2 separate regions of the Homo sapiens genome follow, and region 1 is linked to region 2. A link is an interaction called in ENCODE POLR2A ChIA-PET data of the cell type or tissue named here. Cell type or tissue: A673. All regions are shown on one strand. Links, peaks and the distances in the headings refer to the core of each region. The heading gives the core; the rest is flanking DNA.

The links. ChIA-PET counts read pairs that join two places held together with the same protein. Peaks named below come from ENCODE experiments on the same cell type or tissue, not always from the same donor. Only the 100,000 strongest peaks of a DNase experiment are listed, where the experiment ranks them.
Region 1: POLR2A ChIA-PET joins it to region 2 with 14 read pairs; 2 of 35 experiments call an interaction of 5 or more read pairs at or near these places.

What each region holds. Positions count from the first base shown.
Region 1 is chr17:4,600,717-4,615,640 of GRCh38, reverse strand. SMTNL2 (smoothelin like 2) reads right to left here. Exons shown (of 8, transcript NM_001114974.2): 8 at 7,322-8,280. The coding sequence ends at 8,154. It overlaps LINC01996 (long intergenic non-protein coding RNA 1996), which reads right to left and starts at 5,192. Exons shown (of 2, transcript NR_145431.1): 1 at 4,808-5,192. RefSeq lists an enhancer at 14,285-14,924. In A673, for the core only: no CTCF peak of the experiment used is centred there; no DNase peak of the experiment used is centred there.
Region 2 is chr17:4,455,734-4,470,657 of GRCh38, reverse strand. All of the region lies in intron 8 of SPNS3 (SPNS lysolipid transporter 3, sphingosine-1-phosphate (putative)), which reads right to left. Among named protein-coding and RNA genes, the nearest start is that of SPNS3, 29 kb to the right of the region's middle. In A673, for the core only: no CTCF peak of the experiment used is centred there; no DNase peak of the experiment used is centred there.

The sequences.
Region 1 (14,924 bases), core at 2,756-10,755, 150 kb before region 2:
GTGCAATGGGCAATTACAGCTCACTGCAGCCTTGCCCTCCCGGGCTGAAGCAATCCTTCTGCCTCAGCCTCCAGAGTAGCTAGGACTACAGGTGCATACCACTATGCTTGGCTAATTTTTAAACTTTTTATAGAGATGGGGGGGGTCTCACTATGTTGCCCAGGCTGGTCTTGAACTCCTGGACTCAAGCAATCCTCCCAGCTTGGCCTCCCAAATTGCTGAGATTACAGATGTGAGTCACTGTGCCCAGCCCAGAAATCTTTCTAATATAGAAAAAGTTATTGGCTGGGTGTGGTGGCTCACGCCTACAATCCCAACACTTTGGGAGGCTGAGGCAGGCGGATCACTTGAGGTCAGGAGTTTGAGACCAGCTTGGCCAACATGGTGAAACCCCGTCTCTACAGAAAATACAAAAATTAGCTGGGCGTGGTGGTGCACACCTGTAATCCCAGCTACTTGGGAGGCCGAGGCAGGAGAACCGCTTGAAACCAGGAGGAAGAGGCTGAGAGCCGAGATCATGCCACTGCACTCCAGCCTGGGCAATGGGAGTGAGACTCTGACACACACACACATGCGCGCACACACACACACGTTCTTAAAAATCAAGTGAAAAAGCCAGACACAGTGGCTCACGCCTGTAATCCCAGCACTTTGGGAGGCCAAGGCGGGTGGATCACCTGAGGTCGGGAGTTCGAGACCAGCCTGGCCAACATGGAGAAACCCCGTCTCTACCAAAAAAGTACCAAAATTAGCCGGGTGTGGTGGCGCATGCCTGTAATCCCAGCTACTCAGGAGGCTGAGGCAGGAGAATTGCTTGAACCCGGGAGGTGGAGGTTGCGGTGAGCTAAGATCGTGCCATTGCACTCCAGCCTGGGTGACGAGAGCGAAACTTTGTCTTAAAAGAAAAAATCAAGTGAAAAAATAGAAAAATGAATAAAGACAGAAGAGTTCTTAGAACAAGATATACAAGTCTCCTGTAAACATGAAAATATGCTCATCTTCACTCATAAGAGAAATTCACATTTAAACTACACTGAAACCATCTGTCTCCTAAAAATTCAAAAACCTGACAGCACTCGCTGTTGGGGAAAAGCAAGCATTCTCATGTGTCTGGTGAGACTGCAAAACAGAGGAGATTTGGGCAATGTCTAACAAAATATGCATTTACCCTTGAACCCAGCAATCTCAATCCTGGGAACTAACCCTGAAGATCCACCCTCACAAATGCAAAACAGCATACACCCAAGGCTGCTCACCGCAGTCCTGTTTGTAATAGCAAAATACTGGAAAAAAACCCAAGATATCCCTGCCTCGGAGATGGGCTGAACAAGTGATCAGCTAGCACAGTGGAGGGCTATACAGGCATTTTTTTTTTTGAGATGGAGTCTTGCTCTGTTGCCCAGGCTGGAGTGCAATGGTGCTATCTCGGCTCACTGCAACCTTCGCCTCCAGGGTTCAAGCGACTCTCCTGTCTCAGCCTCCCAAGTAGCTGGGATTACAGGCGCACACTGCCACACCCAGCTAATTTTTTGTATTTTAGTAGAGACGGGGTTTCACCGTGTTACCCAGAGTGGTTTCGAACTCCTGAGCTCAGTTAATCCACCCACCTCGGCCTCCCAAAGTGCTAAGATTACAGGCATCATGAGCCACCGTGCCTGGCCTATGCAGGGCTTTTTTAAAGAGGAGGAGGATCAGCCGGGCGCAGTGGCTCACACCTGTAATCCCAGCACTTCCCTGGGAGGCCAAGGCAGGCGGATCATCTGAGGTCAGGAGTTCGAGACCAGCCTGGCCAACATGGTGAAACCCCGTCTCTATCAAAAATACAAAAATTAGCCAGGCGTGGTGGCGGGTGTCTGTGGTCCCAGCTACTTGGGAGGCTGAGGCAGGAGAATCGCTTGAACCTAAGAGGTGGAGGTTGCAGTGAGCTGAGATTGCACCACTGCACTCCAGAGCAAGTCTCCATCTCAAAAAAAGAAAAAGAAAAAGAAAAAAAGGACGAGAAGGATCTCTGTGAAATGATAGATATATACCTGCTTATTGTTGTGGAAGGAAGGTAAAAAGAAAAGGAGGAAGGGAGAAGACAGGCAAGGAGGAGAAAACAGAGACTAAGGGTGGGAACAGATGGAGGAATGGGAATGGGAATATACCTTTTTGTAGAGTTTTGACTTTTGACCTAGGTGAAGTATTTACATAGTCAAAAAAAGAAAATAAAAATGATGGAAACAAACCTTTAATTGAATACAAACAGAATCAAGTCAACCTCATGCATATCAAATTCATAACATGGTTTCCAAGAGAAAATAATTCAAGTAACTTTTATTTCTTTTTTTTTTTTTTTGAAACAGGGTCTCACTCTGTCACTTCGTGTGCTGGAGTGCAGTGGCGTGGTCTTGGCTCACTGCAACCTCCGCCTCCCAGGTCCTGGTTCAAGCAATTCTCCTGCCTCAGCCTCCCTAGTAGCTGGGATTACAGGCATGTACCACCATGCCCGGCTAATTTTTGTATTTTTAGTAGAGACAGGGTTTCGCTATGTTGGCCAGGCTGGTCTTGAACTCCTGGCCTCAAGTGATCCGCCTGCCTCGGCCTCCCAGAGTGCTGGGATTACAGGCGTGAGCCACCGTGCCCAGCCTCAAGTAACTTTTGAATCCAGCACCCTGTGCACCCTTAGGGAATATACCCAAAGGTGGGGAAAGGGGCTGAAGGGAAATCCCAAACCTTACTTGGTGGGTTTGTTGTTGGCAGTGACATCAGTTTAAGAATTCGGAAACTACTGTTTCAGAATTTGGACATTGCGGTACAGAAGAAATCCGTAAGTGTATTGAAATTGTTGGGAATCAGGATGGTTTGAAAAAAGGAAAAATAGGGACTAATGTACAGATGAGGCCTGTGGTGCTGAATTGAAGCTGGAGGTTTCAGTATACTTGCAGGCTCTTCTAAAACATCTTAGCTCTGTTCACTGCAAGGGCCTAGAAGCAGGACACCCAGCAAAACCGGCACACCAAGTCCCTGGACCTTCATTGGGAAATAAAAATTCTCCACCACAAGAGACCAGGATCTGAATAAATGACTGATTCCACAGTTGGGGCAAGGAAAGTAAAAGGTCAGTCTGGAGCGCCTTGTGCCAGAAAGCAAGAATGTGCCCAAAGGCCGGGCACGGTGGCTCACGCCTGTAATCCCAGCACTTTGGGAGGCCGAGGTGGGCAGATCACCTGAGGTCAGGAGTTCAAGACCAGCCTGGCCAACATGGTGAAACCCCGTCTCTACTAAAAATATAAAAATTAGCCAGGCGTGGTGGCTTATGCCTGTAGTTCCAGCTACTCAGGAGGCTGAGGCACGAGAATCGCTTGAACCTGGGAGGTGGAGGTTGTAGTGAGCTGAGATCACGCCACTGCACTCCAGCCTGGGCAACAGAGTGAGACTCTGTCTCAAAAAAGTAAAAGAAAATAAAATGCTCAAAGAACCATGGGAATATGGCAAAAAGACACAAGAGCTGTCTTCTCCCTCTGAACAGTTTGAGCATCAAAAAAAATTATAACAGTAAGCGATTACAACACATTGAATTAAAAAAAAAAATCCATGGGCCTCCAGGAACACTCAAAAACTGAGTTGGAGGGAGGGAAAGACTTTCTTTACAGAAGAATGCCAGCCAGTAAACATCAAAGAAATATATGTTTTTTTTTTTTTTGAGATGGAGTCTCGCTCTGTCGCCCAGGCTGGAGTGCAGTGGCACGATCTCCGCTCACTGCAAGCTCCTCCCGGGTTCACGCCATTCTCCTGCCTCAGCCTCCTGAGTAGCTGGGACTACAGGCGCCCGCCACCACGCCCAGCTAATTTTTTGTATTTTTAGTAGAGACGGGGGTTTCACCGTACTAGCCAGGATGGTCTCGATCCCCTGACCTCGTGATTCGTCTGCCTCGGCCTCCCAAAGTGCTGGGATTACAGGCGTGAGCCACCGCGCCCGGCCAGAAATACAATTTTTTGAGACAGAGTTTCACTCTTGTTGCCCAGGCTGGAGTGCAATGGCTCAATCTCGGCTCACTGCAACCTCAACCAAATTGAGGTAAAACACTCAATTTGGACATCCACAGACTCCCCAAAGTCCTGGGCTATGAACCCTAATGTAGAAGAAGGAGCATAGAGCTTAGGTCACAGCACATAGGAGCAACAAGCCGAGGAGAGGAGGCTCTAATGAACAGAGGAGGGAAAGCAACAGCCAGAGAGGAGGGCAAGCCAGGAAGAGCCTCGGCAGCACAAATGCCACTCAGTCTGCAAACCAGATAAGGACGCTTGCACTGGGAGTGATTAAAACTCAGATCCCCGGCCGGGCGCAGTGGCTCATGCCTGTAATCCCAGCACTTTGGGAGGCCAAGGCAGGCGGATCACTTGAGGTCAGGAGTTCGAGACCAGCCTGACCAACATGGTGAAACCCCGTCTGTACTAAAAATACAAAAATTAGCCTGGCATGGTGGCGGGCGCCTGTACATCCAGCTACACAGGAGGCTGAGGCACGAGAATCGCTTGAACCTGGGAGGTGGAGGTTGCAGTGAGCCAAGATTGTGCCACTGCACTCCAGCCTGGGTGACAGAGTGAGACTCCGTCTCAAAAAAAACAAAAACAAACAAAAAATCAGAACCCTAAAGATCGATTTTATATCCACCTACGTGACAGTAAGAAAGCTGGATCAACTTCAGGAATGAAGGTGGACAGTCAAGACCTACGGTAACACTGTCTGGTGTCTCTCTGGTGCCACCACCCACATCACCTGCCTCTGGTTCAGGGCCCCTTCCCAGCTTGTCATCCCACCTACCTGGACCTTGTCCCTCCAGTGAAGGCTGCCCGGATGCCTCAGAGAGCACAGCCTTCTTAGCTTCATTCTTCCGGAGTGCTTTTCCTTATTTGGTGCTTTCTAGGGAGTAGGCAGGTCAGGTCTTAGGGATTTTTCTTTCTTTCTTTCTTTCTTTTTTGAGACAGGGTCTCACTCTATCTCCAGGCAGTGGCACAACCATCGCTCACTGATGCCTTGACCTCCCAGGCTCAAGCCATCCTCCCGCCTTGGCCTTCCAAGTAATGGGGACTACAAGCATGTGTCACTACACCTGGCTAATTTTAAAACTTTCTGTAGAGACAGAGTCTCACTCTGTTGCCCAGGCTGGTCTCAAACTCCAGAGCTCAAATATTTGTCCTGTCTCGGCCTCCCAAAGTGCTAGGACTACAGGCATGAGCCACCGCGCCCAGCCTAGGAATTTTTAAGGTGTTCTTTCAAAAGACTATGAGGGCTGTTTGGTATCAAAGCAAGTCCAAGAACCAAGAGATAAGAGATCAAAAGCTCTAAAAGCAAACCCAATCCAAGCTTTAAAAGTGAGAGAGATAAGATGGCTCAGAAATAATCATACTGGGTCCATTTATCAGGTGGTTGGGAGAGCACAGCTAACAGAGGGAGAAAAAATAAATCAAGTGGGCCACGTCCACAGGCGTAATCAACTCATCAGAATGAGTTGGTCACCTGTCACCAGCTAGAAAAACCCAAGCCAGAGTTGGTTCTGCTGGACTGGTAAGATGTCCCACCCCAAACTGACCAACTGAATCAGCATTTCTAGTCTTCTGTGCAATTGCCTGCAGTCGTATAGACCCGGTCATGATGGCAGAGAATAAAATCTTCTCTCACACCGGTCTCCAGTTACAGAGTTCTGATCACTGCAACCGGGAAAGCTGAGAACTCTTCATCATCTAGCACATTTGCGAAATTCATTGGCTTTAACAAACTGTTCCCCAAACACCTGGCCTGTGCGGTCTCCTCTCACCAGCATGTGCTCTGTCATATTCAGAAAGTGCTTATAGGCTCTCGCTTGCCTTGAAAAATATCCATCAGCTATCAGAAAAGCTAAAACCCATCGTGGCTCTGGTGAAACGTTCACTTCAGGGAAACACACAAGCCAATTTGGTCCGACTTAATAAGTTTAACAAAATCCAGGTGAAGGAATCTATCTGGAAAAACAGAAGACTCTTATGAGCAGCTCCAAGAAATAATTCTCTCGGGAAAGGGGAAAAAAGATGTGAATTCCTCCATACCAGGGTAGAAAGCAAGATGAAATTGGGTCTCACAAATGGGGAACATTCACGTAACCCCGACCTAAAACGGTGGTTTCCAAATATCTTAGGATTGTGAGACCTTCCTGGATTTTCTTCTCATGCTTTGTCTTAGAGGTAAAATCATGTTTGAAACTCACAAACTGTCTTATGATCTCTCACCCCCCACCCCCAACAAAGACCACAGACAAGAACATCATGGAACCAACTTTAAAAACTCGAGTCTGTCTCATTCTGAATGTGAGACATGAGGGACACCATTCCTAAAGTTTAAAAGAAATTGTTCTGCATTCTGGCAGGATCTGCTCTGTTTCATGCGCAGAGCGTACGGCCATGTCTGCAACTCGGGAGAGCTCCATTTAACGTGTGCGAGGACTCAGTAACATATAGCCATGCTTTTTACAGAGCCCTTGTGTTCCCAGATTGGCTTCAGGTTTGAAACCCTAACCTTCAGTTATGTGTCCTGTTAATAATAGGTCTCACCTCCCCAAGCGTACAAGAGACGAGAGAGCTAGCAAGGGAATGGTTTCCAGAGTGGGAGAATCCGAGAGAGAGGGCAAGACTGCAGCCTGGACCAACCAATCCATGGAGAATACTGCTCACCCACCTGCAGGCTCTGCCATGTTCCTCCTGACACCCCCAGGGATCTCCTGCCCACCCCCCAATATACCACCCAAGGGACACGTGGGACCCCACAAAGGCACACAGGCACTGGTGTTGAGAGCCGGCTGCATGAGGTGAAGACACAGATCCGCTCCTTAAAGGGAAGGTTTAGAAGTGCATGGCTAAAATCCAACCCAATTATACAATGATTCTTGGCTGAGAATAAGCTAATGGCTGGAGCTCTATAGAATCTCAAGATTTTTCTATGAAAGTCCTACCACCAAACAGCTGTGAAAATAAACCAACGTTCCTTGATGGGCTTCCTCCAAGTGCGGGACCACCCCAAACCCTGCTGTCTTGGGCCACTGTTTATCACAAACACTGCGGTCTACATCCAGAGGACGGATCTCAAGGGGAACTTTCTGTTGACGCTCCTTCCACAACATGGAGATGGGAGACAGGCACACTCAGAGATGATCAGAGATGACAGCAAATGCCATCTTCAGCTTTCCAGGCCAGTGATTTAAGTGCAGGAACAGGGGTGGAATGTAGTGGATATTCACTTGGAAGGTGTGCAAAGTCTCTTATTCACAGAACTCCCATCTCCTAAACAGAAATGACAAACCCCAAGCAAAATTCAACACATCTTTTTTATGTATAAATGGGTCAGTGGTACAGAGGGAGTTACTTTTTATAAATATCTGCAGCAAATCCCCTAAAAAAGATGTGAATAAAAACTCTCTCTCAGCACAAAGGGCCTATTCCTTCCCCAAAAGTGTTAAATTCCCGAGAGCCTGTGCTTAGCCAAACACTTGTGGGGCCTCCTGGGAAGAACAGGAGGACTTTGGGACCGAGAGGAGAGCCTTCCCATCTCCCCGGAGAGCGGAGGTGACTTGAAGGTCATCTGTTGCCCAGGACTTGGGAGTGATTAAACTGTTTCTTCCCAAGACTTGAGGTCTTCTTTGTCAAGCTGCTGATTAAGCGGTCTCTCTGTTTCCTGGCAGTGGCCCAGAGGGAGGGAGGAGAGGAACCTACAATCGCGTGAGGAAGTAAAAAACTCTGGGTATTTTGATAAAAAAAAACACTTGGTAATCACTGTAACCCTGTAAAGCCGATGTATCGAATTCACCAGAGGGAAAATTGTAGATTAGCATTCTGGAAGCTATAAACACAAGCATTTCTTTAGGAAGATCATTACTTAGCACCAATGTCTCTCTCTCTCTCATAATTTTTCCTTTTCCTCCAAGCCCTTGGCTGTGATCAGTGCTGTCGGACCACAGCTCAGCAGTACTTTTAATCAGTAACACAGCTGGGCTCGAAGGGGAGTGCCGTCACATGCCACAGAACAAACAGCGCGCTCACACCAAACGGCAAGGCTCCTGGGGGCATCCTGGCTGGGGAATCGCAAGCGGACCCCCGGCCTCTTCCTGGGGCTGCTCTTTGGCAATCCAGGCTCAGGGGCTTTACTCGAAGCGACGCAGGTGGTTGTACAGCGACTGGACGTAGGTGAAGACACACATGGGGTCCGGCTTGCGGCCCATCACCATCATGTCCTCCACTTCGATGAGGCGCTCACAGTTGGCCAGATTCCTGAAACACACAAGCCCCGTCAGAACGGTGGTCCCAGCCATCAGCCAGCCCCACAGCCGCGACAGGGCCGGTGTCTCGGTCCCGGGAACAGAGCTCAGCCGGCAGCCAGAGGTTCCCAAGGACCCACCAGCGGGGAATTCAGATAACCCTGGCAGAACCCTTGGAGTCACTGACTCCAATACAATGTTTCCCAAACTCCCAGATTTATGAGCCACCTGTACAATTCATGTTTTCATTTAAACAGACTTACTTTATTTAATTTGGGTTTTTTTTTTAGAGACAGGGGCTTGCTCTGTTGCCCAGGCATGAGTACAGAGGCACGATCCTAGCTTATTGCAGCCTCGATCTCCTAGGCCCAAGTGATCCTCACGCCTTGTCTTCCCAAGTAGCTGTGATTCCAGGCACACACCACCATGCCCAGCTAGTTGTTTGTTTTTTTGTTTTGTTTTTGAGACAGAGTTTTGCTCTTGTTGCCCAGGCTGGAGCGCAGTGGCACAATCTTGGCTCACTGCAACCTCTGCCTCCCGGGTTCGAGTGATTCTCCTGTCTCAGCCTCCCGAGTAGCTGGGATTACAGGTGTCTGCCACCACGCCTGGCTAATTTTTTTTTTGTATTTTTAGTAGAGACAAGGTTTCACCATGTTGGCCAGGCTGGTCTCGATCTCCTGACCTCAGGTGATCCACCTGCCTTGGCCTCCCAAAGTGCTGTGATTACAGGCGTGAGACACCACGCCCGGCCCAGCTAGTTTTTTAAAAATAGTTTTGTAGAGATGGGGTCTCACTATGTTACCCAGACTGGTCTTGAACGCCTGCCTCAAGCGATCTTCCCACCTCAGCCTCCTGAGTAGCTGTGATTACAGGCACAGGCGACCCACAGTACCTGGCATATTGTATTTAAATTTGAAGTGAAACTATATTTAAGTTAAAAAAAAAAAAAGTAGGCTGGATGTGGTGGCTCACACCTGTAATCCCAGCACTTTGGGAGGCCGAGGCAGGCGGGTCACCTGAGGTCAGGAGTTCGAGACCAGCCTGACCAATATGGTGAAACCTTGTCTCTACTAAAAATACAAAAATTAGCCGGGCGTGGTGGCGTGTGCCTGTAGTCCCAGCTACTCGGGAGGCTGAGGCAGGAGAATTGCTTGAACCCAGGAGGCAGAGGTTGCAGTGAGCCGAGATCGTGCGATTGCACTCCAGCCTGGGGGCAGAGCAAGAAAGACTCCGTCTCAAAAAAAAAAAGAGATTGCTTAAACTCATTGCTGCCCCACCCCCAGCCCCCCAGGGCCCTCTGCCTCCTGCCCTGGGAAATACTGGTTTCACTTTTGGCTCACTGGTTTAGACTCGTGTGTACACTGTGGCCTTTCACTGGGGCTCAGAGGGAGGCTGAAGGCCTCGTGGACGTGGGAGGAGGAACGTCAACAGTCAAGACGCATCGCCCTGCTCATCTCAGCAGCGAGTCCTGAAATAACAACAGACAGCCTCTGGAATGCCCAGCCCTGCGCCCCCTGCCTCCTCTGACTCTGCTTACAGTATGCCTGGGTCCCCTGGGCACCAGATGGAGCCGGCCTGACATTATCAGGCAGAACCAAAAAGGCAAAAACGATCGCACTTGGCCCGATTGTCAGTGCCCTTCCTTCAGCAGCTGTGTGTACTTTTGTAGTTCCAGGGGTCTCCAGTCTATTTTTTTTCCCATCAATAAGCGCATGGCTGTCAGGGTTGAAATCCCAGCTCCATCTCTTCCGAGCTATATATCTGTGGGCAACACACTTCATTTCTCCGGGCTTCAGTTTCTCCATCTGTGAATTATATCCACCTCGAAAGAGTGGTATGAAAATTATAAACCCATGCAAATCAGGTGGAACAGCAAAGGGCACATTGAAAGAGCTAATAAATGTTAAAGATGAGGCCGGGCACAGTGGCTCATGCCTGTCATCCCAGCACTTTGGAAGGCCGAGGCAGGAGGATCACTTGAGCCTGGGAGTTTGAGACCAGCCTGGACAACACAGCAAAACCCCGTCTCTATAAAAAGTTTTAAAAATTAGCCAGGCATGGTGGTGTGCACCTGTAGTCGCAGCTACTCAAGGCTGAGGTGAGAGGATCGCTTGAGGCCAGGAGGTGGAGGCTCCAGTGAGCCCAGATTGCACCACTGCACTCCAGCCTGGGGTACAGAGCCAGACCCTGCCTCAAAAAAAAAAAAAAAAAAAAAAAAAACCAAACAAAAAAGTCAGAGATTATTCTTGTTGCCATTTTGACGATCATGCCTTGCTTTAAGAAGCAGGGTGGATCACAGAGAAGAGGCCTGAATGTGAGATCAAAACAGTAGAGTTCAAACCCCGACTCCTCCCATTGCTTCACTGTTCTGTGCCCATTTCCTTAGCACAAAATCGGAATACTGGCCGGGCACGGTGGCTCACACCTGTAATCCCGGCACTTTAGGAAGCCGAGGCGGGCAGATTGCCTGAGGCCAGGAGTTCCAAACCAGCCTGACCAACATGGTGAAACCCTGTCTCTACTAAAAACACAAAATTAGCCAGGCATGGTGGTGCACGCCTGAAATCCCAGCTACTTGGGAGACTGAGGCTGGAGAATCGCTTGAACCCAGGAGGTGGAGGTTGCAGTGAGCCGAGATCGTGCTACTGCACTCCAGCCTGCTGACAGAGCGAGACTCTGTCTCAAAAAAAAAGAAAAAAATCAGAATACCACCTCTGCTGTCCCTCCCAGTGGGCCTGTTGTGAGGCTGTGATTCCACAATGTGTCTTTATGCATCTTGTTCCCCAGAGAGCCCAGCCAGAGGGGAGACCCCAGCGAGCGAGCAAGACTCCTCTGACCCATCCCAGTTTGGCACGACGCACTCAGCACTTTCTACCAGGACTCACGCGGCTGTGTGCTCCAGAGACAAGACTGTAACATTACCCGCAGGCCCTGCTCTGCTGTGCTGGCTGGACGCCAGGCCTCCTACCAGAAACCAAATGTCAAGGCGAAATGGAGGCATCTGTCCTGGATCCCCTCCCCACCTCCTGCTTGGAGTTGTAGCGGGTGGCCTGTAAGTGAATCCAACAGGCTTTGTGGGGTGATGAGTGGGTTTGGCCCAATGAGCGGGCACCCTTTCTCCCTGGGACAGGCCAGGGCAGGGCTCGATGTCAGGGAAGCTGGCCCTCTGATGCGAGCAGGCGTGCAAAGGTGCTTTGTCGATGATAAAGCATTGAAAAATCTGAGTTCAGGCCGGGCGCGGTGGCTCATGCCTGTCATCCCAACATTTTAAGAGGCTGAGGTGGGCAGATCATTTGAGGTCAGGAGTTGGAGACCATCCTGGCTAACATGGTGAAACCCCGTCTCTACTAAAAATACAAAAATTAGCTGGGTGTGGTGGCGTATGCCTGCAGTCCCAGCTACTCGGGAGGCTGAGGCAGGAGAATCACTTGAACTCGGGAGGCGGAGGTTGCAGTGAGCCAAGATCATGCCACTGCACTCCAGCCTGGGCGACAGAGTGAGACTCTATCTCAAGGGGAAAAAAAAGGAAAGAAAAGAAAATCTGAGTTCAGAGAGGCTGGGGACCTGAGTTCACCTTCCTGAGCGATCATTTCATATCTGGTGCCCTCCTTTCCACCTGCCACACAGCTGGGGCACCTCCACTCCCACACCTGCTATTTGGAGGATCCCAGGTGTGTAGAAACAGGCTCCACACATGCTCTGGTTATCAGCACTGACGGCGGTGGCCTCAGTGGTGCCACATGTTAAGTAGGGACAGCATGAGGACTCTAGGACCTCCAACCATCCAAACACCCCCGTCAGAAGCACCAATCACCTCTATAAAGGCCCTGCCTCAGCTTGTTCATCTCAGGGTCCAGGGAAAGGGGACCCAATTTCCTCCAAGGACAGCTCAGAACCCTCTGCAGATGCTCTGACCACGAGAAAGTTCTTCTAACATTTCTTACGCTATTTGTGCCTGTGTGTACTTTCTACCTGCTGACCCCATAAGGCTACTTATTCTCAGTCTGATTTTTCCCCCATGTCAGAACCCTTCACACGCCAGAAGAAAACCTTCCTTCCATGTCTTTCTCTGAACTAAACAGCTCTGGTTCCTTAACTGTTCCCACAAAGGATACCCAGGACCCACCTCTCCGAACCAGGTCTTGCCACTCCCTAACCCACTTCATAGGAGGCCCTCAGAATTGCCGGCATTTTCCGGGTGTTGTCCAGCCTCTGCAGAAGACAGCAAGCTGACCCCTCCTCATTCTAGAGGCTGCGTTTACCCTCTGATAATGACCCCTGGTGGGCCCCTGCCCTGGTGGCAAGTCTTCAAGTCCAGGGTGGCAGTCAGGATGGGAGTGGATGCCATGCCCTGTGTCATCCTCCGCTGTCCAGATCGCCGGCTTCCCCAGCAGGCAACCAGGGCACTGGGCCATGATCCATATGGTCCCCACTGTTGTTATTTCTAAGTTGAGTACATGAGAGTGTAGGGGTTCCTAGGGGAGCAGGGAGGGGTCACAATATGCAACACGCAACCACCGTCTCCTGGCTCCCTCTTTTCTTCACCTGCCACCTTTGCTCTTCACCCACTTCTTTTCCTGGGGAGCTCCAAATTCCGCCTCCCACAGGCAGAGAGCATTCTCTGTCTTTGAAGCACAGCTCACAGCAGACCTTCAAGGGCACCCACCTTCCACGGATCACCTGAGGTCAGGAGTTCGTGACCAGCCTGGGCAACATGGCAAAACCCCGTCTCTACTAAAAATACAAAAATTAGCTAGGTGCCGTGGCTCAAGCCTGTAATCCCAGCACTTTGGGAGGCTGAGGCGAGAGGATCACCTGAGGTCAGGAGTTCAAGACCAGCCTGGCCAACATGGTGAAACCCCATCTCTACTAGAAATACAAAAATTAGCTGGGCATGGTGGCGCATGCCTGTAATCCCAGCTACTCGGGAGGCTGAGGCAGGAGAATCGCTTGAATCCAGGAGGTGGAAGTTGCAGTGAGCTGAGATTATTCCACTGCACTCCAGCCTGGGCAACAAGAACGAAACTCCATCTCAAAAAAAAAAAAAAAAAAAAAAAAAAAAGCACCTGCCTTCCACCCCAGATTGTCCCTGCAAAGGGAGCACTCTCCCTCAGAGACATGGTGCCAGCTTCAATGGCACAGGTTCATCATACCGAATCCAAAATGCGCCAATGAGCATTTCCTTTCAGCATTGTGTCTGGCACTCAAAAAGTTTCAGATTTTTGAGCCTTTGGATTTTTTAAATTTGGGATGCTCAACCGGTAAGTATTATATAATGCAAATATTCCAAAATCTAAAATCCAAAACACTTCTGGTCCCAGGCCATTTTGGATAAGGGATATTTGACCTATGATGGCAAGATTCCTGGAAGCTGCAGACATAGGCTGGACAAAACTCGGGAGACAGCAGAAAAAGAAAGTGATGATCAGCATTGACATTTATAAAAAATGTTTGAGTCTCCAAATATTAGAGGTCCCAATTGCCTTTTAAATTAAAAAAAAAACAACAACTGCTTTTGTAAAAATGATACAGGTTTGTTTTAATGATTCAAACAGGCCAAGTGCGGTGGTTCATGCCTGTAATCCCAGCACTTTGGGAGGCTGAGACGGGAGGATCACTTGAGGCCAGGAGTTTGAGACCAGCCTGGCCAACATAGTTAGACCCCGTCTCTAAAAAAAAAAAAATAGCCAAGTGTGGGGGTGTGTGCCTGTAGTCCCAGCTACTTGGGAGGCCGAGGCAGGAGGATCACTTGAGCTTGGGAGTCTGAGGCTACAGTGAGCTGTGATTGCACCACTGTATTCCAGCCTGGGAGACAAAGTGTGATCTTGTGTCAATCAATCAATCAATCAATCAATCAATCATTCAAACAGAAAGTTCAAAGGAGAAAGTAAAAATCACTTTAAATGCCATTCCATAGCAAGAACCAGAGTTAACATGGGCTGACTACATTTTTTTTTTTGAGATGAGGTCTCACTCTGTTGCCCAGGCTGGAGTGCAGTGGCACCATCTGGGTTCACTGCAATCTCTGCCATCCGGGCTCAAACGATCCTCCCACTTCAGCCTCCCAAGTAGCTGGGACCACAGGTGTGCACCACCACACCAAGATAATTTTTTGTATTTTCTGTAAAGGTGAGGTCTTGCCACGTTGCCCAACCTGGTCTCAAACTCCTAAGCTCAAGCAATCCACCTGCCTTGGCCTCCCAAAGTCCTGGGATTGGATCGCAGGCATGAGCCACTGTGCGCGGCCAATCCCGACGACCATTTTTAAAGTGTCTTTGCTTACGCCCCGCATCAGTGGGGTGGGGAAAAGGCTGAAAGGGTTTTCTCCTACTCCTGTCTATTGTGAGCTTCAGCTACCACAGGGCTGTCCTGTAAGGGAGCTGGAGGATGGGCTTGGGGGTTATTTTTATTTTTTTAAGCCTGCTCTAAATGCAGACCAGGATGCCAGGACTGGGACTACTGCCTCCTATCTGGTTTTAGACAGAGACACATGGGCACTACAAATAGCCTGGAAGGCCCTTCTGCTCCAGCGTAACCCGAGAGCAGGACACATTCCCCGCAGGGCAAGCGGGAAGCCTGGGGCTGCACGTCCTGCACTGGGCCTCTGCAGAGGTGGAAAGGACGGGTGCAGAAGGGTCAGGCGCCCGCCCGACTCAG
Region 2 (14,924 bases), core at 4,716-12,715:
GAAAGTAGATTTAGCAGCTGCCTAGGGCCCGGGCTGGGGAGCAGAGAGATAGATTGAAGGGAAATGGGGGTGACTGCTAATAGGCATGAAATTTCTTTTTGGGGTGAGCAAAATGTTCTAAAACTGATGTGGTGATGGTTGTAGAACTCTGTGAATGTACGAAAAACCAGTGAATTATACACTTTATTGGGTGAACTGTCCAATATATTAATTATTACTAATATTATTTTAAGACAGGGTCTTGCTCTGTTGCCCAGGCTGGAGTGCAGTGGCGTGATCTCGGCTCACTGCAACCTCTGCCTCCTGAGTTCAATCGATTCTCAGCCTCAGCCTCCCAAGTAGCTGGGATTACAGGCGCCCACCACCACACTTAGTTAATTTTTGTATTTTTAGTAGAGACGGGGTTTCACCATGTTGGCCAGGCTGGTCTCGAACTCCTGACCTCAAGTGATCCGCCCACCTCGGCCTCCCAAAGTGCTGGGATTACAGGCGTGAGTCACTGTGCCTGGCCTGATACATGAATTGTATCTCAATAAATCTGTTTTTAAAAATTGCACTACTATATAACCCCAGTTTAATAAAACTATTTTTACCTAACCATAAGCCTGTGAATGTATAGAGAGACACGTGTACGGAATGACGGTTACCTAATTAAATAACAAATATAGAAGCAAAAAGGCCAAAATGTGAAGAATTATTTATTCTTGTAGATGAAAACGTGAATAACGGTTATTTTCTTCTCTGTACTTTTATGCTTTTGTTTTTGTTTTTTTAGTGTCTCCCAAATAAAAATATAAAAGTCATTTGATACAACACGATACAGTGAATTGTTGGTCCCACCCTTGACCTCACCACGGTAGCACTGCGCATTCACAGCCTTGACTGACATGTGGAATGCGTCCAAGCTCGAGCTTCAGGTCTATGCTCATGCCCTTGGTGATCTCATTTGGTCTCATGGCTTTAAATAACCAGCCTGGACCTCTCTCCTGAACTCCAGACACATACATATCCAATTGCTTTTTTTTTTTTTTTTTTTTGAGATGGAGTCTCTCGCTCTGTCGCCCAGGCTGGCGTGCAGTGGCGCGATCCTGGCTCACTGCAACCTCCACCTCCCAGGTCCAAGTGATTCTCATGCCTCAGCTTCCTAAGGAACTGGGACTGCAGGCACCCACCGTCACCCTCGGCTAATTTCTATATTTTTAGTAGAGATGGGGTTTCACCATGTTTGCATTGGGCACCCGGCCCAATTGCCTCTTAATATGTCCAGTTGAGGCCAGGCACAGTGGCTCACGCCTGTAATCCCAGCACTTTGGGAGGCCGAGGCAGGCGGATCACTCAAGCCCAGTAGTTCCAGAGCAGCCTGGGTAACATAGTGAAACCCCGTCTCTACAAAAAAATACAGAAATTAGCTGGGCACGGTGGCTCACACCTGTAGTCCCAGCTACTCAGAAGGCTGAGGTGGGAGGATCCACTTGAGCCCAGAAGGTCCAGGATGCGGTGAGCTGAGATCGCACCAGTGCACTCCAGCCTGGGTGACAGAGCAAGAACCTGTCTTAGAAAACAGGTCCGAGGCCGGGCGCAGTGGCTCACACCTGTAATCCCAGCACTTTGGGAGGCTGAGGTGGGCAGATCACCTGAGGTCAGGAGTTCGAGACCAGCCTGGGCAACATCGTGAAACCCCCGTCTCTACCAAAAACACAAAATTAGCTGGGCCTGGTGGCATGCCCCATAATCCCAGCTACTCGGGAGGCTGAGGCAGGAGAATCACTTGAACCCGGGAGGTGGAGGTTGCAGTGAGCTGAGACCATGCCATTGCCCTCCAGCCTCGGTGACAAGAGCAAAACTCCGTCAAAAAAAAAAAAGAAAGAGAGAGAGAAAGAAAGAAAAAGAAAGAGAGAAAGAAAGAAAGAAAGAAAGAAAGAAAGAAAGAAAGAAAAGAAAGAGAGAGAGAAATAAAGAAAAGAGGTCCAGTTGAATGTCCTAAGAAGCACCTCAAATGTAACATGTCTAAAATGGAACTGCTAATCCCTCCCTCCAAAACAAAAACCCCTGCCCCTCCCTCAGTCTTCCCCCGCCGCCACCGCCCCCTGCCCCACAGTAAGTGGCAACTCCATATGCTTCTAGCTGCTCAGGGCAAAAACCTTGGAGCCGCCCTGGACTCCTTCCTTTCTTTCACACCCAGTCTGTCAGGAAACCCTGTTCATTCTACTTCCAAAATATACCCAGAATCTGACCACTTCTCCACACTTCCTCCATAGCTACCCTGGTCCAAGCCATCACTATCTCCTGCCTATATTACTACAAATCCTCTGGAGTGATTTCTCTGTTTCTGCCTTTGTCCTCTTTCTTTTTTTTAATTTATTTTTTGTTTGTTTTTTTAATTTTTTCTCTCTATGTTGCCCAGGCTGGTCTCAAACTCCTGAGCTTAAGCTCAAGCGATTCTTCCACCTGAGCTGCCCAACGTGCTAGGATGACAGGTGTGCGCCTCCACGCCCAGCCTGTCCTCTTTCATTCTATTCTCAACGTGGCAGCCAGAGAGAGCCTGTTAAACCACGTGGTCCATAAGCTACAAAATGGCCCCAAATTAATCAGGCCTCTTGACATTCACACTTTGTATGAAGTCCCCTGCCATGGTAAACTGGGGGTGGCCTTATACCTTGCTTTGGCCAATAAAATCAGGTGGAAGTAGCCAGGCGCCGTCGCCCATGCCTGTAATCCCAGCACTCTGGGAGGCCGAGGCGAGTGGACCACTTGAGGTCAGGAATTCGAGGCCACCCTGGCCAACCAACATGGTGAAACCCCCCTCTCTACTAAAAATACAAAAATTAGCCGGGCATGGTGGCAGGTGCCTGTAATCCCAGCTACTCTGGAGGCTGAGGCAGAAGAATCACTTGAATTCAGCAGGCAGAGGTTGCAGTGAGCCGAGATCACACCGCACTCCAGCGTGGGCGACAGAGCGAGATTCTGTCATAAATAAATAAATTAATTTAATTAAATTAAATAAATCAGGTGGAAGTGATGCTTTTCAAGTTCCTGGCCTGGTGCTTAACAGACTTTGCAACTTCCACTTTTGCTATCTTAGAGCATTGCCCTGAGATGGTCATATAAGGAAGCTGGTCTAGCCTAGGGGAGGGTGAACGGCCACACGGAGAAGGATGAAGGGGACCCAGGGGACAGCCGGAGGTGAGTAAGGTCAGCGTGGACATTCCAGTGCAGTAATCATCCAGATGAAAGCAGCCACATGAGCGGACACAGGCAAACCAGCAGAGGAACCATCCAGCCAGGCCACAGAATCAGAAATAATTGGGCATTGTTTTAAGCCACGAAGTTTTGGGGTGATTTTTTTTTTGCAGCAGTAGATTCCGGATACAACCCCTAAGTCAGATCCTCTCACCTCTGCGCTGGACAGTCTGGTGGCTTCCAATGTCAGTGACATGGGAAGCCAGAGTGAATCTATGTACAAGACCCTCCATAATCCGCACCCTCACTCCCCCATCACCGTGACCTCTGACTTCATCGCCTCTGCTGCTCCCTGGCTGACCCCATTCCAGCCACATCTCCCCAACACACCAGCCATGCATTCTCCCTCAGGGCCTCCGCACAGGCTGCCCTCCGCATGGACTGCGCTTCCCCGCTCCACCCCCACCCACATGGCTCCACCCCACACCTGCTTCTGGAGTGTCTCCGTCTCAACAAGGCCTCCCCTGGCCCTGTGCATTGCCCCTGTCGCTCTCTTTGTCCCCTTTCCCTGCTGTTGCTCTCCAGAGAACTCATCCCCATCTAACATACTATGGTGTTTGTTTGTTTATTTATTGAGAGGCAGTCTTGCTCTGTCACCAGGCTGGAGTGCAATGGTGCGATCTCGGCTCACTGCAACCTCCGCCTCCCATGTTCCAGCGATTCTCCTGCCTCAGCCTCCCAAGTATCTGGGATTACAGGTGCCCACCACCACCATGCCCAGCTAATTTTTGTATGTTTAGTAGAGGCAGGGTTTCACCATGTTGGCCAGGCTGGTTTCGAACTCCTGACCTCAAGTGATCTGCCTGCCTCGGCCTCCCAAAATGCTGGGGTTACAGGTGTGAGCCACTGTGCCTGGCCATTTTTTTTTTTTTTTTTTTGAGACAGAGTCTCGTTCTGTCACCCAGGCTAGAGTGCAAAGGCGCGATCTCAGCTCACTGCAACCTCCGCCTCCTGGGCTCAAGCGATTCTCCTGCCTCAGCCTCCCAAATAGGTGGGATTACAGGCACGTGCCACCATGCCCGGCTAAGTTTTGTATTTTTAGTAGAGGCAGGGTTTCACCATGTTGGCCAGGCTGGTCTCAAACCCCTGACCTCATGATCTGCCTACCTCGGCCTTCCGAAGTGCTGGGATTACAGGCATGAGCTACCGTGCCTGGCCTATGGTGTTGATTTTCCATGTTTATTGTATTACACACACATACTTTTGCCTGCTTTGTTCATGCTGTACTCCAGTGCCTGGAACAGCGTCTGGGAAAGAGGAGGCGCTGGGGAAAGATTTCATAAGTGAGTGGACATTGCTGCTTTTCCTGGTGGAGACCTGCATCTCAGCCACCTGGCCATGGCCATAGGCTTGGCCCTTTGAGATCTCAAGCACACCTGCTCCCTCAGCCCATGAGGCCAAGCAGGGGTGTGAGGGTGAGCACTCGAGTCCGGGTTTCTCACCGTGAGACCAAAAGAGCAGCGTGGAACTAGAGACCCACCCTGGTAGGCTTCGCCACTGTGCACACAAAACACTTTCCCATGCAATGTCAGATGTCGGCAGGGCCCAGGGGACAGAAGAGAAGGAAACCCTGGGGCATGATGGGAGATTGCATTTTCCAAAGACAGTCACTGCAATATTTCCAGTTCCACAAGTTCTTTCAGATCACTGATACTCTCATCAAAAGATAGAGTCCATTTCTTTTTTTTCTGAAATGGAGTCTCACTCCCTCACCCAGGCTGGAGCACATTGGTGGCGATCCCACCTCCCTATAACCTCCGCCTCCTGTGTTCAAGTGATTCTCCCCCATCAGCCTTCCAAGTAGCTGGGATTACAGGCACCTGCCATCATGCCAGGCTAATTTTTGTATTTTTGTAGCCTCGGGGTTTTGCCACGTTGGCTAAGCTGGTCTTGAACTCCTCATCTCAGGTAATCCTCCCGCCTCGGCCTCCCAAAGTGCTGGGATCACAAGCATGAGCCACTGCGCATGGCCTAGAGTCCATTTCTTTGCCCCACTAATATGAGCAGAAAGTTGTGCTCAGGTAAAAAAAAAAATAGAATGCAGAGAATGCAAGTTACATTCATGGTAACTTTCAAGGGTAGGTCATAAAAGGCAACACAGTTCTACCTGGCCCGCTATCTCAGAACATTAGTCCTTGTTTAACCCGGCCACCATGCTGTGAGGAAGCACAGACCACACGGAGAGGCCACAGACAGGTGTACCAGCCAATGCTAAGGTCTCAGTCAACAGCTGAATCGACTGCCAGGCAGGCCCCACCCCTTTGATGATCCAGCCCCTCACCCTTATCCAGCCTAGCTAACACCAAGTGGAAAAGAGATGTCATCCCCTCTTGCTCTCAAGCCTGGTCCAAACTGCAAATTTGTGAGCAAAATAAATGTTCTTGTTGTTTTAAGCCATTAAATTTTGTTACATATGCATAGTAATTAGAACAGGCTCAGCCGGGAGTGGTGGCTCATGCCTGTAATCCCAGCACTCTGGGAGGCCGAGGCGGGTGGATCACCTGAGGTCAGGAGTTGGAGACCAGCCTGGCCAACATGGTGAAACCCCATCTCTACTAAAAATACCAAAAGTCAGCCGGGCATAGTGGTGGATGCCTGTAATCCCGCTACTCAGGAGGTTGAGACAGGAGAATCGCTTGAACCTGGGAGGCGGAGGTTGCAGTGAGCCGAGATTGCGCCACTGCACTCCAGCCTGCTCAACAAGAGCAAAACTCTGTCTCAAAAAATAAAAAAATAAAAAAGAACAGGCTCAAAAGTTTGCTTATCTCTTTAATGAAGCCGAGAGGTAAAGAGTAGCACTCCCATTTTCTTGCTAAGAAAATTGAGGCTCAGCAAGGTCAAGATCTTGCCCTAGGTCACACAAGTCACACAACTGGTAAGGAAAGAAGGAATGATGGCCAGGTCTTTCAGACAGCTCACAGCATGCTCCCTCCCATGTCCCACTCCTGCCCCTCCACCTTGACCACAAAGCCCACCTAAGGGGGGATAGCCGACGTTCAGCCACATCCTCCAGCCATCAGGTCAGTGACAGTGGAGGCCCTGCTTTGGGTGCAGTCCCTCCTCTGAGCACAAACCTATTCTCTTCTGAAGGGCAGCAGCTCTGGGAAGAAGGCCAACGAAGGTGGTATAAGCCAAGACCTGCTGTGTGCGTGTCTGGACCCTAATTAACAGCCGAGAAGTCCACTTCCCTTGCCAAGAGGACTGGAAAGATGGAAGAGATGGAAGCCTCTGTTTCTGTACGTGGCCACAGGGCATGGGCTCCCCCAGGGAAGGCCCCAGACCAGACTTTATATTCTCAGAAAAGCTCATTTCCATGAAACAAGCAGCATGATTTGGCCCCTACTTCAGGAAATCTGGGAACAGACACACAGTGCCACCAAAAATCATCCTGCCCACACAATGCAGTTACAGGCACAAAAGTAGCAGGAGAAAAGCTATACTTAGCTGCAGGTCCACATGTGCACACAGGCACGTCCCACGCAGTTATCTGCATGTCCTGAGTTGGGTGTGCATGCTCGTGCACAGATAAGTGTACAAAACAGCACACATCGACACACTCATACACACCATGCACATACATACAAATTAAAATAGATATATTTGTACATACAATATACATTTAGCATGTTCATGCTAAATGTATATTGTATGTACAAGTATATTCTTTTTTTTTTTTTTTCGAGATGGAGTCTCACTCTGTTGCCCGGCTGGAGTGCAGTGGCACGATTTCGGCTCACTGCAACCTCCACCTCCCGGGTTCAAGCAACTCTCCTACCTCAGCCTCCAAAGTAGCTGGGATTAAAGGCGCATGCCGCCACGCCCAGCTAAATTTTTAATATATTTTTAGTGGGGACAGGGGCATGGGAGAGAGCATGTTGGCCAGGCTGGTCTCGAACTCATGACCTCAAGTGATTCGCCCACCTTGACCTCCCAAAGTGCTGGGATTACAGGCATGAGTCATCATGCCTGGCTAGTATATTCAGGTTTGGTTTTTTGTTTTGTTTTGTTTTTTTTTTTTTTTGAGACAGAGTCTTGCTTTGTTGCCCAGGCTAGAGTGCAGTGGCGCAATCTCGGCTCACTGCAACCTCCACCTCCTGAGCTCAAGTGATTCTCCTGCCTCAGCCTCCTGAGTAGCTGGGATTACAGGTGCCACCACCATGCCTGGCTAATTTCTGTATTTCCAGTAGAGACAGGGTTTCACCATGTTGGCCAGGCTGGTCTTGAACTCCTGACCTCAAGTGATCCACCCACCTTGCCTCCCAAAGTGTTGGGATTACAGGCGTAAGCCACTGCACCCGGCCAGTATATTCATTTTAATGTCTACACACAAGAATGAACATATACACACTCAGATGCATGCACACACCAGCACACATGCCCACCCAAGAAGAGTTTGGAGCCTGTCTATACCCTTCTTGGGCCCTTCCCAAGAAGAGTTTGGAGCCTGTCTCCCCAGGACTTACTCCTTCAACAGCAGAAATCATGCAGGAAGGACTTTGGTTCCTGCCATCTGAGAAGTGAAGGGATGGATGGATGGATGGATGGATTGGTGGGTGGGTGGGTGGGTGGGTGCGTGGTTGAATGGATGGATGGATGGATGGATGGATAGATTGGTGGATGGATGGATGGATGGATGGATGGATGGATGGATGGATGGATGGATTGGTGGATGGATGGATTGGTGGATGGGTGGGTGGGTGGATGGATGGATGGATGGATGGATTGGTGGGTGGGTGGGAGGGTGGATGGATGGATGGATTGGTGGATGGGTGGGTGGATGGATTGGTGGATGGATGGATGGATGGATGGATGGATGGATGGATGGATGGATGGATGGATGGATGGATGGATGGATGGATGGATGGATGGATGGATGGATGGATGGATGGATGGATGGATGGATGGATGGATGGATGGATGGATGGATGGATGGATGGATGGATGGATGGATGGATGGATGGATGGATGGATGGATGGATGGATGGATGGATGGATGGATGGATGGATGGATGGATGGATGGATGGATGGATGGATGGATGGATGGATGGATGGATGGATGGATGGATGGATGGATGGATGGATGGATGGATGGATGGATGGATGGATGGATGGATGGATGGATGGATGGATGGATGGATGGATGGATGGATGGATGGATGGATGGATGGATGGATGGATGGATGGATGGATGGATGGATGGATGGATGGATGGATGGATGGATGGATGGATGGATGGATGGATGGATGGATGGATGGATGGATGGATGGATGGATGGATGGATGGATGGATGGATGGATGGATGGATGGATGGATGGATTGGTGAATGGGTGGATGGATGAGTAGAAGAAAGTAAGGTGACATCATATTTTGAATCCCAGCAGAAGCCAATTCCTCAGCACCCTCTGGACACCCATCCTAATGCTGACTCCTTTTGCTCCCCAAAAATGTTTTCACCCTTTGAAGTTTTAGGGATGATTCCATATCCCCTGGACTTCCGACTCCTGTATCCAACTGTCTACTAACACCTCCACTTGGATATCAACCTCCCCCGACAAACTCAGAATGTATAAAACCAAGCTGTTGACCTTCCCCAAAACACTTGCTGCTCCTGCTCACTTTCCTGCCTCAATTAATGGGCCCTCCCCGGTTCCAGCTGCTCATGCCAATACCTGGAACTCACCTCTGACTCTTCTTTCATACCCCTCCTGGAATTTATGAGGAAATTCTGATAGCTCTACCTTCAAAATACATATGTAATCCAACTGCCTCTCACAATCGCCATTGTTGCCACTCTGGTTCAAACCGCATCATCTCACCTGCATTCTAACAACAGCCTCCTCACTCCTCTCTGCTTCTGCCCTTGCCCCCAGGTCTATTCTCAACAGAGTAGCCAGAGTGATTCTACTCAGCACAAGCCAGCCAGATAGGGTGGCTCACTCCTATAATCCTAATGCCTGGGGAGGCTGAGGCAGGAGGATTGCTTGAAGCCAGGAGCTCAAGCCTGGGAAACAAAGCAAGACCCTGTCTCAAAAAAAAAAAAAAAAAAAAAAAAAAGAAAAGAAAAGAAAAGAAAGCAAATAATAGAAAAAAATTGAGAAAAATTGATGAAACCAAAAGTTGGTTCTTTGAAAAAATCAGCAAGATAGACAAACCTTTAGATAAACTGACCAAGAAAAAAAGACTCAAATTACTAAAATTAGGAATGAAAGGGGGGACATTACTGCTCACCTTATAGAAATGAAAAGAATTAGAAGGAACTGTTATATAATATAAACTATTGTGTGCCAACAAATTAGATTAACCTAGAATAAATGTACAAATTCCTAAAAAGATACAAACTACTGAAACAACTCAAGAAGAAATAGAAAATTTGAATTGACCTATAACAAGTAAATATTGAGTTAGCAATCAAAAAACTTTCCACAAACAGAAGCCCAGAACCAGATGGCTTCGCTGGTGACTTCTTCCAAATGTTTAAAGATAAATTAACAAATTCTTCATGAAGTCTTCCAAAAAACAGAAGAGGAAGGAACACTTGCCAACTCATTACAAGGCCACTACCCTGATACCAAAACCAGATGAAGACACCACAAGAAAACTGCAGACCAATATCTCTTATGAATGTACGTGCAAAAATCCTCAACAAAATACTACAAACTCAAATCCAGCAATTCAGCCAGGCACGGTGGCTCACACCTGTAATCCCAGCACTTTCGGAGGTTGAGGCAGGTGTATCACAAGGTCAGGAGATCGAGACAATCCTGGCTAACAAGGTGAAACCCCGTCTCTACTAAAAAAAAAAAAAAAATACAAAAAATTAGCCAGGCGTGGTAGCAGGCGCCTGTAGTCCCAGCTACTCGGGAGGCTGAGGCAGGAGAATGGTGTGAACCCGGGCGGCAGAGCTTGCAGTGAGCCGAGATCACGCCACTGCACTCCAGCCTGGGCCACAGAGTGAGACTCTGTCTCAAAAAAAAAAAAAAAAAAAATCCAGCAATACATAAAAATGATTACCCACAATGACCATGGCAAACATATCCCAGGAATGCAAGGTTGGTTAAACATATAAATATCAGTCAATGTAATAAACTGTAGAAATTGAATAAAGGACAAAACTACATGATAATTTCAATAGATGCGGAAGACAAAAGCCAGATGTCTCACTTCTTAGAACAAAACTCCATCTCACCCAATGCCCACAACATCCTACATGATCTGGCACCCATCATCTCTCTGTCCTCACGTCCCTCTCCCACTTCTCTCTCTGCACTAATCACAGTAGCCGCCTTGTTGTTATTCAAACCCATCGGGTACACTCCTGACTCAGGGCCTTCACAGTTGCTGTTCCCTCTACCTGGAACACTGTTCCCCCGAATATCCACATAATTCACTACTTCACCCCCTACAGGTCTTTATTCAACAACTACCTTCTCAGAGAGGTCTCTCTGGCCACCCTACAAAAAATTGCTACCCTCTCCTCCCAATACTCACACTCTCCCTATTTCCTTCCCAACAATACTTCTCTCCTAAGCCTTTATTATTATCTGAAATACTCTGAATTTTACAATAAAATTCACAATACTTATATATCTTGTTTGTTATCTATCTCCCTCAACTAGAATGTAAGTTCTCTCAGGACAGAGACATTTTTGTCTGTTTTATTCACTGCTATATCTACGGCATTGGTTTATTTATTTATTTATTTAGACATGGAGTCTCGCTCTGTCGCCCAGGCTGGAGTGCAATGGCGCAATCTCAGCTCACCGCAACCTCCACCTTCTGGGTTCAAGCGATTCTCCTGCCTCAGCCTCCCCAGTAGCTGAGACCACAGGCACACACCACCATGCCCAGCTAATTTTTTGTATTTTTAGTAGAGACAGGGTTTTGCCGTGTTGCCCAGGCTGGTCTTGAACTCCTGACCTCAGGTGATCCGCCTGCCTCGGCCTCCCAAAGTGCTGGGGTTACATGTATGAAGCACCGCACCCAGCTGCCTATATCTACAGCATTTAAACTAGTATGCCACTTAATTGACAATCAATAAATATTGGTTGAATAAACAAATGAATACAAACAGTTTGTCACTCGACTCTTCACTCAGCCAGCAGTGACTTACCTCACCCACCTGTCCACGTGCCTGACACTGTGCTTCAAGCTGGAGTGCAGAGAAAGACTAGAACCAGACCTGGACCCTGCTAAACTCACAGACAGGGCTGGGAGAGGAGTCAGAACGTACGTAACTGAGACCCCAGGACGACAACACTGGGCGTACTAAGGGAGAGAGGGTCAGGCCCAGCAACCAGGGAGGAATCCATGGAGAGACGGTGGTAAGCTGGCCCTTGAAGGCCTAGAATGCTCTGGACACATGGAGAAGGGAGTGAGGATGGGGAAAGAGAGGGAGAGGGGAGGAATGACTAGGGAATCAAGAGGGGACCTGCGTGGCAGGACTTCAGTGGAGGAATAAGGCTCCTAAGGTTATTGGAGAAGTTCATGAGGGGCTTTAAATGCCGGGATAAGGGGCTGGGCCTAGTTCCACAGGCACCAGGGAGCCATGCGAGGCTTTTGAGCAGGGAAGGGAGGTGGTGTCAGAAAGCTCACTCTGTCAGCCAGGCACAGTGACACATGCCTGAATTCCAGCTACTCGGGAGGCAGCATGGGCAGGATCACTTGAGGCCAGGAGTTCAAGACCAGCCTGGGCAACACAGGGAGACCCTGTCTGGAAGGAAGGAAGGGAAGGAAAAGAGAAAGAAAAGAAAGAAAGAAAGAAGGAAGGAAAGAAAGAAAGAAAGAAAGAAAGAAAGAAAGAAAGAAAGAAAGAAAGAAAGAAAGAAAGGAGGGAAGGAAGAAAGAAAGGAGGGAAGGAAGAAAGGAAGGAAAGGAAGGAAGGAAGGAAGGCGGGTGGGAGGGAGGAAGGGAAGAAAGAAAGAAAGAAAGAAGAAAAGAAAGAAAATGGAAAGAAAGAAAGAAGAAAGAAGGGAGGGAGGGAGGAAGGAAAGAAAGAAGAAAAAGAAAATGGAAAGAAAGAAAGAAAGAAGAAAGAAAGGGAGGGAGGGAGAGAGAGAGGGAGAGGAAGGGAGAGAGGGAGGGAGGGAAAGAAAAGAAAAGAAAAGAAAGAAAAAGCAAGCAAGCTAGCTAGCTCACTCTGGCAGTGTGTGAAGAACAGAAGAACAGACTGTAGTGGGTGAGCAGGAAGACACGGAGACCAGGAAGGTGGCTTCTAGAACAGTTCTGGAGAAAGACAGCAAGGCATGAGCCAGGGAAGGGCAGAGAGGACGGAGAGGAGGGTAGGCCTGGGAGAGGTCAAGGGCTTTGTGACTGACAGTTGTTGGGAAGGAAGAACTGGAGCCTGAATCTCAGGTCAGAACATCCGAGCATTCTACGGAGGCACAGACAGAGCCAAGGGGTGGGGGCGGGATGGCATCACCTCTGAGGGTTAGAGTTCTGGCCGCAGAGGCTCAGCATCGGTGGGTACCATGCCAGACCCAGCAGCTTCCCAGCGCCAGAGGAGGGATGCACTCTGGCCCTGCCCGCCTTTCTGCCCCTCAGCCCCAACCCCCAGGGCAGGCCTAAAGAAGAGTTTCTCCAGCTGGCTTTGGCGGCCAAGACGCAATGTCATTTCTGGATGAGACAACCAGCTCTAGAGATGCGCCAGGCTGCAGGGTGCAGGGGGTGAGGGGGGGGCAGCTGTGTCCCCAAAACACAGCCAAGGAGCACCTCCCAGAACCAACCAAGACAGTGGCAGAAGCAGGGCTGGCAGGGGGCCCCCAGCCCCAGCTGGCTGGTACAGGGACAGCTTTGATGGGGCCTCCATCTGCCTGGGCCCCAGCCTCCCTGTGAGGTCAGGCCCCACCAGCCCCCATCAGCTCCCACCAGCCAGAAGTGATGGTCCCCTCCCTCAGTCAATAAGCATTAAGGGATTTACTAGTGCCTGGGGTGTGCCCCGCTGTTTCTGGATCAGTGCACTATGAAGGACACAGACTTTGGAGGCGTCACGGCCAAGTTGGAGGTTGATTGTTTGTTTGTTTGTTTTGAGACAGGGTCCTACTCTGTCACCCAGGCTGGAGTGCAGTGGCATGATCAGAGCTCACTGCAGCCTCTATCACTGGGGCTCAAACAATTCTCCAGCCTCAGCCTCCCCAGTAGCTGGGACTACAGGCATGTGCCACCATGTCCAACTAATTTTTTAATTTTCTGTAGAGACAGGGTCTTGCTACATTGTCCAGGCTGGTCTCTAACTCCTGAGCTCAAGTGATCCTCTCACTTTGGCCTCCCAAAATACTGGGATTCCAGACGTCAGCCACTGCACCCAGCCAGGTGTTGGAGTTTTGTCTGTCCCACTATTTACCTGATTCTATCTGTGGGCTTCAGTTTTCCAACCTGTCAAATGGCATAAGAAAAAACCTTCCAGGCTGGGCGTGGTGGATCATGCCTGTAATCCCAGCACCTTGGGAGGCCGAGGTAGGCAGATCACTTGAAGTCAGGAGTTTGAGACCAGCCTGGTCAAAATGGTGAAACACCATCTCTACCAAAAATACAAAAATTAGCTGGGTGTGGTGGCATGGGCCTGTAATCCCAGCTACTCAGGAGGCTGAGACAGGAGAATCACTTGAACCTGGGAGGCAGAGGTTGCAGTGAGCTGAGATCGCTCCACTGCACTCCAGCCTGGGCGACAGAGTGAGACCCTGTCTCAAAAAAAAAACCAAAAAAAACACAAAAACAAAAACCAAAAAACACAACAATTAGTGGCATGCCCCTATAATCCCAGCTGCTGGGGAGGCTGAGGCAGGAGAATTGCTTGAACCTGAAAGGTAGAGGTTGCAGTGAGTCTAGATCGTGCCACTGTACTCCAGCCTGGGCAATAGAGAGAGACTCCGTCTCAAAAAAATAAAATAAAATAAAATATGAAAAGAAAAAACCTTCCCCACAAAAGTGTCAGTCGTGAGGACTAAATAAGAGCACGTGCAGAAGAGAATGACAAGACTTTCTAGTCTTCAGGAATTTCTGCAGAGACCCAAGGCTGAGAACAAGGGATGAGCAGTGCCCACATCTCAAGAGAGGTGCCAGCACACCTTCAGGACTCGGCGAGAGAACAGAGCTATCCCATTTGGCCCCCCACTGCTTGCGTGGAAGTCATGCTCAGGGGAGGATTTATTGAAAGAGTTCTGCTCTTGACCAGGCGCGGTGGCTCATGCCTGTAATCCCAGCACTTTGGGAGGCTGAGATGGGCAGATCACTTGAGGACAGGGGTTCGAGACCAGGCTGGGCAACATGGCAAAACCCCATCTCTACTAAAAATACAAAAATTAGCCTGGTGTGGTGGTGCACGCCTGTAGTCCCAGTTGTTCAGGAGGCTGAGGCAAGAGGATTGCTGGAGCCCAGGAGTTCAAGACCAGCCTGAGCAACATAGTGAGAGCCCCCATCTCTAAAAAAGTTAATAAATAAAGAATAAAGAGTTCTACTCTTAAGCTGAGTGAGGGGCTTCAGGTGACACTCACCCCCCCCCCACAGAGGGCAGTGCTTGCCAGGAAGGAAGCTGGCCTTTTCTCCCTGACTGGACGCTGGCTAAATGCTGAGCCTCCTATACCAGGACAGCCTGAGGGGCGTGCATAGAAGACGTCTTTAGGACACTCAGATGCATGTCATCTGGCATTCGGGGAGAATGGACCCTGGGCCCTGACTCCCCCAAGG